Linked DNA regions of Mus musculus: region 1 is linked to region 2. Evidence: chromatin contacts called from ENCODE Hi-C or POLR2A ChIA-PET data. All regions are on one chromosome and are shown on one strand. Each heading gives the region's core, a stretch centred on a gene start or an enhancer-like site at or near the end of the contact. The rest is flanking DNA. Distances are from core to core; before and after follow the strand shown. Region 1 holds the start of Cyb561d1 (cytochrome b-561 domain containing 1). Region 2 holds the start of Gnai3 (guanine nucleotide binding protein (G protein), alpha inhibiting 3).

Region 1 (4,747 bases), core at 787-3,286, 55 kb after region 2:
TTGATTGTACAGCACTGCCTGAGAGGTTACGGGCTCTCGATAGCACTGCCTTCTCAATAGGGATCCCAGCATCTGTGGCTGTCATTCATAACCTAGGAGAACTCTTCATCAGGCACACAAGAAATCACCACCATCACCATCACCATCACCATTACCACCACCTAATACTTCTGTCTCCCACCAAGAGTGAGGTTTCAGGTTCTCCCAAACCTTCCACTTGTACCCAGTAGGGCATCTCCCCCTTTGAGCCCACTGTATCATGCCTCAACAGTAGCAGCTAGGGTTTCTGCACATTGTGGCTCAGCCATGAAGTGCAAAAATTCATCTACTTCTGAAGTGGGTCCTGTGAAGATCACCAAGGAACTGTTGAAATCCAAGGCAAGACTCCCACCTAGATTCAGAGTTTGGAGGCGTTCATATCTCCACCTTCTTCCTTGGCAAGTAGGAGCTGGAGATCTGGTGCATGATCACCAGGGCTGGGTACAATGGTAGTCCCAGGCACAGGTACCAGGCTGTACCTTTGATCTGGGCCTGGAACCACACTGAGTACATGCCCAAGAGCACCGTTACTGTAGCCATCAGGTAGACAACCAGGCCACACGTCAGATGGTAGAGCTTGAGGCGAGCCACCCTTGAGACCCGGGCTGCTCGTGGACAGAGGAGGCAGAGCCCACACAGTGCCTGTCCTCCAGTGGCCAACAGTGTCAAGGCTCCTATCCAGCTGTGCCAGGACACCAAATGGGACATCTCACTTCGGATCTTGCTGGAAATGATGAAGCCCAAGCCTAGGACAGCACAGAGGATGGCCATGGTCTGCCCTGCCCAGTGGAGTCGAATCCGGGTTTTTCGAGAGCAGAAGAAGAACAGGGAGTGCTCAGGTGAGAAGAGTAGAATAGCTTCAGCCATGCAGAGACAGAACTGTAATCATAAGGAAAGGCCAGTGAGCCTCTAGTCTACATGGAGCGCAAGGAAAAGGAGGTCTTCTCACACATTCAGAAGGACACGGGGAAGCTAAGGACTTGCAGCCTCACACACATCCTTTCTGGACCACAGAACAGCAAACATTCTACTGAGAACTTTCTACTGAGTTCTGAGGACAAAGCCTTGATAAACATCCTTCTTGCGTCTTCCTTTTAGGCACTAGAGGAGAAATATCTTCTGTTCCCCCTTTCCCTGACCTTCTCAGCCACCTGACACTTTACTCCACTTTCCCCAATCCTATAGGTTTTAGGGAAAGATGAAGCCCTCTTTAAACCCATCTCTCTGACCCTTAGGCTGAAAAACTGAATGTCTCCCCAAGAGTTAATCTAAGAATATCCGAACTCACCGCCAAGGCCATGAACACAGGGTGCCAGGAGAAAAGACCTAAGTAAGAATCAAAGAGAATAGGCTGACGGCTGGGCTTCACTGATACTGTCCCGTGGTTTGTAAATGACAAAGACCGGGCCACAAGGTCAGCATATCATCTTAAACCTAAACAAGAATCAGGAGCTCACCACAAAGGGAGGAGTCAAGGGGCCCTTACACCCCCTTGGCCTGGGGATTGCACTTGCTGCAGCCCAGTCCCTAGAGTACCTTAGCCTGCCCAGGACCCTCTAACGCTTTTCCATGTAGGGCCTCCTAAGGAAGTATCAGTTCTGTCTTTTCAAGCCCCACCCTCCCTGGACTTCCGGGAACCCGCCTACTACGCTTTTACAACCACTCCCGGACCCGCCCCTCCTCAGCTGAGGGTCCAGGTTTCCAGTCTCCCAGTGCGCCCAAAGCGGCCCCTCCAGCGCCTAGGCTCCGCCCCTTCTTTGGCCCCGCCCCACCTCGCCTCGCACACTCACTGGTTCCGGGCCGGGACAGCACAGTCAGAAAGATGGTGAAGCCCAAAGCTATCAGGTGCGCCAAGATCCCACTGCCTCTCCGCAGCCAGCGGGTCAGTCTCGGCTCCCTCGCTGGAGCGGGAACCAGACCTACCTCCATGGAATGCATAGCAGTGCCAGGCCGGCCGGCACAATCCAGCTACCAGAGGCTTCTTCCGGGTTTGCTATCGCGGAGGCGGCGGCGGCTACAGGAGAGGCTCCTCCCCGGGGAAGCTGCGGGGCCGTGTGGCGGAGGTGCCCACAGCGCCCTCTGTAGAGTGGGGGGGAAGCGCCTCGGCCCCAAAGGGCGGCTCCCGGAAACCTCCACTGACCTAATCGAGCTCCCAACCCACCTTCATTCTATCTTTGTGTCTATAAGGGTATCTCAAGAGGTCTGCGAAAATTACATCGGTAGCAACTGATACCAGCGAAATCCCAAATCACACACTTGATTCGCTGACCCAAGAGCATGAAACCAGTGTTCTGAGCAGCTTTCTAGAAGTACTGGATTCCCTGGACTGCTTACTTCTCAGACATTTCTGGCTTGTTCAAGAGACAAGATTTCTCCCTGTATTAACATAAATGAAAAGCCAAAACCTAGTGATCTAATCTGATGACTTCAGGTATGAAAACCAAAAGAAGCAATCTCATCATCCCTGCTTACAGGCGTAGTTGCTCCCCATCCCCTCCCTCCCACGCTGCCCCCTCAAAATATTCCAGATCCATGGGGCACTTTCAGCCTTTGCTGCCGCCACAGTAGAACCAGAGCTTTCCACAACCCCAAGTTCTGCTACACTATTACCTCCAAAAAGGTATGACCCAACCTAAAGAGTTCTATATGGGAGAAGCTTTACTCCGTTCAGGGCAAACTCACAGAAGAGACCAGAATGAGCTGTCCAGTGGGTAGGGAAATGGCTCTGTGGTTAAGAGTGCATATTCCTCTTGCTCAGGGGGCTCACAGCTGACTGTAACTAGCTACAGGGGGATCCCACACGTCTCGCCTCCGCAGGCATCACATGCGCATACCCACACACAGACACCATAATTAAAAAAAAAAAAAAAAAAAAAGCTGTCCAGCACTTCTAGAGCAGTGATCGCCAAGCTCAACCTCTGCATGGCTGAGGAACTAAGGCTGGTTTTAAGACATGGGAAGGGCAAGAACAGCCATTTGTAGAGGGATGGAAGCCCAGAGTAGCTAGAAAACCAGAAAGGGGCCATAAGCTAACTCCCACAAACCCTCAGGACAAAAACCCAAGGATGGCGTCAGGTGTGAGACCCCTTCCCTCTCAGTTCTTTCCCAGTGGAACCATAGTTGTCGCTCTTAAGCCTCTGGGGTGCCTGCTCACTCAGCGTCATATGCCTTATCATCCTCTCTGAGAAGATTCCCAGGGATGCCAGCTCCAGGTTTCTGTGTGCAGTGTGTGTGTGCTGGGGTGTACACTGCCTGTCATCCCAGCCTCTCGGGTTGGAGCTGCGGAGAGTAAGGACACTCACTCATTTGGCTACATCAGTTTCCATCCTTTTCTATGTTTCTGGTTTTTATATTTTCTTAGCAGCAACAGAACAGGGAGACAGTCTTGAGGTATTTTAAAGAGTTTTTTTTTTTTCTTAAAAAAAATAATATAAAGTTATAAAAAGCGGCAGCAGCCTGGGGCCCAGATCTGGAGGGGAGGAGGTGCTGGCGGCTCCGTTGCAGTGGGCAGGCACTTTCTCGTTAATGAGCTTTTGACTGCAGGGAGACAAGAGGTAAGAGACAGGGTCAGGCTAGGGGCCTACCTGTTATCCTTCCCATTGAACATCTGGGCTAACCCTTGGATTCCTTCAGCTGGCCTAATAAATACAACCGAGTAAGGGAAAAGGAATGGCAGCCTAACAGAGGACTGGGTAATGAAGCTGGAGAACACACATGCACACACCTGTACACACACAAGCAGGCCTGTCAGTTACTATCAGGTTTCCCTTACAGGTGCCAGGAGAGCTGGCAGCACTTGAGCCATGCCTAACCCAGAAGAATATTACCCTGCCTAGCCTCCCAGAAGTCCCTCCTTAGAGAGGTCACAGGGTCAAAGCAAAGCAGGCTTCAACAGGAAAGGTAAATAAACCTAGCTGCAAGCTTTGCCAGAACCTGGAGAACCTGCTGCAATCTGAAATGACTTGGTGGGCCTGAAGTTGTGGACTTGCTTTTCAATGTCCTAATGCCAGTGGGAGAACCAGAGAACTAGAGCAGCCCACCCACCCAGCTACTCTGCATGCTGGGGCCTTTCCCCGTAAGGAAAAGTAGCTCCAAGTCCTCGAGGGAGGGTCACAGCCAGTTCAAAAAGAAGTGGTCCTTTCATTAAAGCAAAGATAGGAGACAGCATGTCCTAGGCCCAAAGGAAAAGACTGGGCATAGGAAAGGTCCCTCAGGAAAGAGCTGGGGTCACCCTGGAAAGAACTGACCAACCTCTCCCCAAAGTAGGTAGCCCAGGAGCTCTCTCAATTCCCCCTTTCTTCCCCCCTTAGCATCCTTAGCACCTTCTCCATGTCGTGTACCTACTGTGCTCCCCAGCCTCAGCCCTCCCAACCCCTCTCTGCCCATGGTCTTCAGGAAGCTGGATTGGTACCTTCAGTGTAGAGCACTTCTCCTCAAAGGGCAGGGCTGGACCTGGCTTCTTGCGACGCACAGAGCAGGTCCCATCAGGAGGGACACCAGCCTGACAGTGCTTGGCCTTGACTGGCCGGCAGTAAGTGGCCAGGTTTTTCCGCTTCTTGGCTACCTCCTCCTCGGAGAGGCAGGTGGTTGGCAGGACCTTAGCTGGGTGTCCGGCCACTCCTCGGTTTTCTAGCTGAGAAGCCTTGACGGGTATGGGGGATGGATGAGGGGAACCCCGACAGTCCAGGGGACCGGCCCGTTTCACTCG
Region 2 (4,170 bases), core at 1,252-3,751:
AAAATCCTGAGAGTGGGAAAAAAGTTTCATGGTGTGGTACATACCTACAATCTCAGCTACAGAATCTCATGAATTTTGAGGCCAATATTGTCTCAAAACAAAAAACCTTTTTTAAAAAAGCTAGTAAATATTAAAAACAAATCAGTATTTTGACTTTTACTTAAACTTTTCAAATTCTGTAAGCTATCCTGCATTTAATTTTAATTTTTTTTTTTTTAATTAAAGGAACTAAAGACCCTGAGTAAAGATTTTTCCAGGTACTTGGATAGTTCTGCTTACCCAAGTTTTTCCAGTGGTCAATATAGATCAAATCCCAGAATATGAGAATGCATCTTTGATTTCACATTTGATTCTTACAAAAAATGTTAATGTCACTGGTGTGCTGATAGATGCTGCAATCCCAGCAATTGGGAAGCCAGCTGCAGGAGGATGGAGAACAGAAGGCCGGACTAGGCTGCAGAATGACACTGTCTGAAAACAGCAATTAGGCTAGGGGAGAACACTGACAAGGGTTGTGTTTTACACCAGACTCTGAAAGGCCCCCAGGAACTAACATTCAGCATGAACTTGTCTTTAAAAAAAAAAAACAAAAACAAAAAAAACACTGATTGGTTAACAGTAAATACTTAAGTCCCTGCTAAGTACCAGAAACCACGTTCATCCACAAAAGATACCTATTATCGGCCATCACTGGAAAGAGAGGCCCATTGGACTTGCAAACTTTATATGCCCAAGTAGAGGGGAATGCCAGGGCCAAAAAGTGGGAGTGGGTGGGTAGGGGAGTGGGGTGGAGGGTATGGGGGACTTTTGGGATAGCATTGGAAATGTAAATGAGGAAAATACCTAATAAAAATATTTTTAAAAAGATACCTATTATACAGGCACTGGCAGTCCAGAGCTATGCTATGAATTCTTATCCTTTGGAAGCTCAAACTCCACTGCATAACGTTTTCTTTATATTCAAGCTGCCGCTCAGAGCTTCCAAAATATATAAGCAAGCAGCCAGCCCATCTTAAAGCACGAAGTCAGCCTAAGATTATGGCAGTGGTGTCCGTCCTCTGGAGCTCTACAAAGTGAAATTAGTGCTCTAAAGTGACCTTTCGGGACGGTATTTATCTAAAAAGCTCTGCTGCTTCCAGAACCTGTGACTTATTCGTAATGATTCTCATCTAACAGATTCCTCAAAGATATAAATAATGAATACAGCTGGATTTACTGGTAAGCTAATGCGAGAGAAGTTTATATGATTTACTGGGCCTATCAAAGTTTAAAACGAAATTATCCTGACTGAAACATGTCTGACTAGAGATAAAAAAGCCCACTTGAGTATAAGACAACACGGTGTTTGTAGTCTGAAAGCCAATACATACTTTTATTTTGAAAAACCCAATTAAAAAAAAAAATCAACCCCTCCCAAATAGATCACAATCTCTACAATAAATCTGCCCCAGTCCATATGTTATCCTCTACTATTCCCGACACACATGGTCCCACTGTCCTCTACCCCAAACCTCAAAAATGGCATTCTTTCAATTTCCTCAGCTCACACCATCCCTAGCCCTTTAATTTAAAAAAGGAATCACGGAAGCTCAAGAGAATTTAAAAAAAAAAAAGAGAGAGAGAGAGATTTTAAAAAAAAGTTGAAAAAAGTATTAGTGGCCTCTGCACCCAAGGTCTTTTCTTTTATACCTAAGAACCTGTCATTTATTTCAACCGCCTCCTGGGTGTTCCTGGACAACCCACCTCACTAACAGCACAAAAAGACTTGCGAGCAAGTTCTTTATGTGACCCTCTCTGTACTAGCTTCGCTATTTAATCATTCAATCCTTCCAGCTTTATCCTGACATCAAGTATCAAACTCACACAAACCCTAGACAGGCCCCACCAGACACCATACACTATCCTCCTCAACACGTTCCAGCCCAGTGTGAACCCTCCCTAATTTCGGTCCCTCCCTTTAAGAGCCGTGCCCGGATTCCCAGCACAGTCTCGGGGCTCCAAACTCCCCAACTCTACTAAGTACCATCCCAGCCGGGTTACACCCTCTCCAACCTGAAATCCCCACGCCTTCCGGGGCCTCAGTCGCCAAGCCCAGTACCCGCCCCATTGCTGGGCATCCCCTCCTTGTCCCTTTGGGGTCCTCTCTGCCGGCCTTGGCCAGACCCCGATCAGCTCCGGCTGCTCCCGGGGCCGGGCTCTCCGGCTCCAGCGCTCCAGCTCCGCCCCCAGCCCCTCACCGAGCAGCAGCAGCTTCACTTCTTTGGCCGCTTTCTCCCCGTCCTCCCGCAAGTTGCGGTCGATCATCTTGCTCCGCTCCACCGCCGCCTTGTCCTCGGCGCTCAACGTGCAGCCCATGGCGGCGGCGGGAGAGGGGACCGGGCCCGGGCTCACTCACACACACCGCGGGAATCGCCACACACCGGCGGAGACGGGTCTTCTGCTGGGCGGTGGCCTTCTCCGTCAGCTCCCCTAGCTCCCGGAAGAACCGGATGTGTGCTGTTTACGACACTTCCGGCGACGCCCAGCGGCCGTTACTACTTAGAGCGCTGTGCCAGTGGGAGGCGGAGGTGGTACGGAGAGCGGAAGTTCCCTGGTACCTGACTGTCCCCGTGGAGTGATGGCGAGCCTTCGCTCCGCACCTCCCAGCCTTAATACCCTTTTACTTCTCCGGCTCCTGGACTTGGATTCCAAGTGTAGAAAAAGCGGGACTTCCAGCACGTGGTGTGCTCTGGAGGTTTGGCGGTGAGGATCAGATTCTCAAATGAGAGCTCACAGTCCTCTGGGAATTGCTGTTGGGAAAAGCCTCCCTCTCCAGAAAACAAACAAACAAAAAAACCTTTTTTCCTTTTCATCTGTGATTTGGAGCCCAGGTCTCTGTCCAGAGCCGCGTGTTGGGCACTTCAGCCAAAGTTCCCTCCGTCTGATCCTTGAGCTGCCCAGCCTGGATGTTCACCCATTCCTCTGGCTACACCCATTATGCCAAGTATATATTAGTCCTTCTGCTACAACGTATGGATTTCTGTGAGCTGTACATATGCCTGGCACTCCTATGTTGGCAAAGGATCACTCGACCGCATCAAGTAATAGAGAGTGAAAAATAGGTAGTAAGTATTAGAATATGAAACTAGGTGTAATTCATTTATAATATTTCCACGCTTCCCTTTCTTCCAGGTAAACCTGAGGACTTAGTTCCATACCCAGAAATAAACGAGCTAATCTCTAATCTAACAAGAGTTCCTCTGTGATAGCCACAGAAAGGGGGAAGTTTGGTAAAAGTTGTCTTTCTACTATCTCCTGAATATTGGCTCTGTGAAGAATATCCTAAAGTCCCTACTAAATAGACCCACAATGACTCAACACCCGTTTTAAGAAGGGGCATTTTTTTACAGCCATTGAAACATTTCCCTGGAATTTAAAACATTTCTCTAGTAGGAGGTAACTTAAGCTACAAATTCCCAAGAGAAAGGTCTATAGTGAAAATTAATTAATTAGAACCATCTAATTAGATTAACCTCGTCCACGTCACCCATAATGCTTGTCAATTCCAAGTCTGGAAAGTCTCCCACTCATTTCCAAAAGAAACTGCTTTTCCTTTCTGATCACTTCTAGGGGGGAAAGGGTCAAGAGGAAAGGGGGAAACACAACATTATTGAGTACCTTTTTGCCAGGTAGGCACTTCCATGTCTCATCTCTTAATCCTCACAACAACCCTGTGAGGTAGGTAATATTAATCCCCATTGTCGCCAATGAGAAAATGGGCTCAGAGGAATTCAGTCGCTTTCCCACGTCCACACAGTAAGTACATCTGTCTAGTTTCAACTTCACGCCCTCTTTCTACCAGACCTCTCTAGAAGGTATAGCTGGGAGACCCCTGACAACAGAGCATCTAAGGTTTTTGGATGGCAGTCACCTCGATACCAAGATGTTGGCAAAACTGGCAGGATGGATCATCTCACCCTGTTGCTTCCTCGGCTTGTAAGGGAGATTGTGTCCAGGAACCGCCTCCAGGAGGTAAGGATTGGATATTGAACTTTACCAGTCCGTCTCAGTGACTAGAAAATTCCTGGACAGTGGCCATAGCAAAAGTTGTGGAGAAAGTTCTCTTCACAATACTAGGAAAGTTTTACTTCCTTTATGATCTGTTCCTACAGCCAGGGAAAACATGGCAGC

Evidence for each region. A loop is a pair of places that touch in the nucleus more often than their neighbours do. ChIA-PET counts read pairs that join two places held with the same protein, here RNA polymerase II (POLR2A).
Region 1: POLR2A ChIA-PET joins it to region 2 with 28 read pairs in Patski. The contact joins the promoter of Cyb561d1 here to the promoter of Gnai3 in region 2. A Hi-C loop is called at or near these places in 1 of 37 maps with a recorded cell type or tissue (gastrocnemius). POLR2A ChIA-PET finds 5 or more read pairs at or near these places in 3 of 5 experiments (Patski and embryonic stem cell).

What each region holds. Positions count from the first base shown.
Region 1 is chr3:108,198,798-108,203,544 of GRCm38, forward strand. Cyb561d1 (cytochrome b-561 domain containing 1) reads right to left here and starts at 2,037. Exons shown (of 3, transcript NM_001081320.2): 1 at 1,830-2,037; 2 at 1,328-1,365; 3 at 1-918. The coding sequence starts at 1,977. The coding sequence ends at 415. It overlaps Atxn7l2 (ataxin 7-like 2), which reads right to left. Exons shown (of 11, transcript NM_001289545.1): 10 at 4,451-4,747; 11 at 3,431-3,576. The coding sequence ends at 3,562.
Region 2 is chr3:108,143,651-108,147,820 of GRCm38, forward strand. It overlaps Gnai3 (guanine nucleotide binding protein (G protein), alpha inhibiting 3), which reads right to left and starts at 2,502. Exons shown (of 9, transcript NM_010306.3): 1 at 2,238-2,502. The coding sequence starts at 2,355.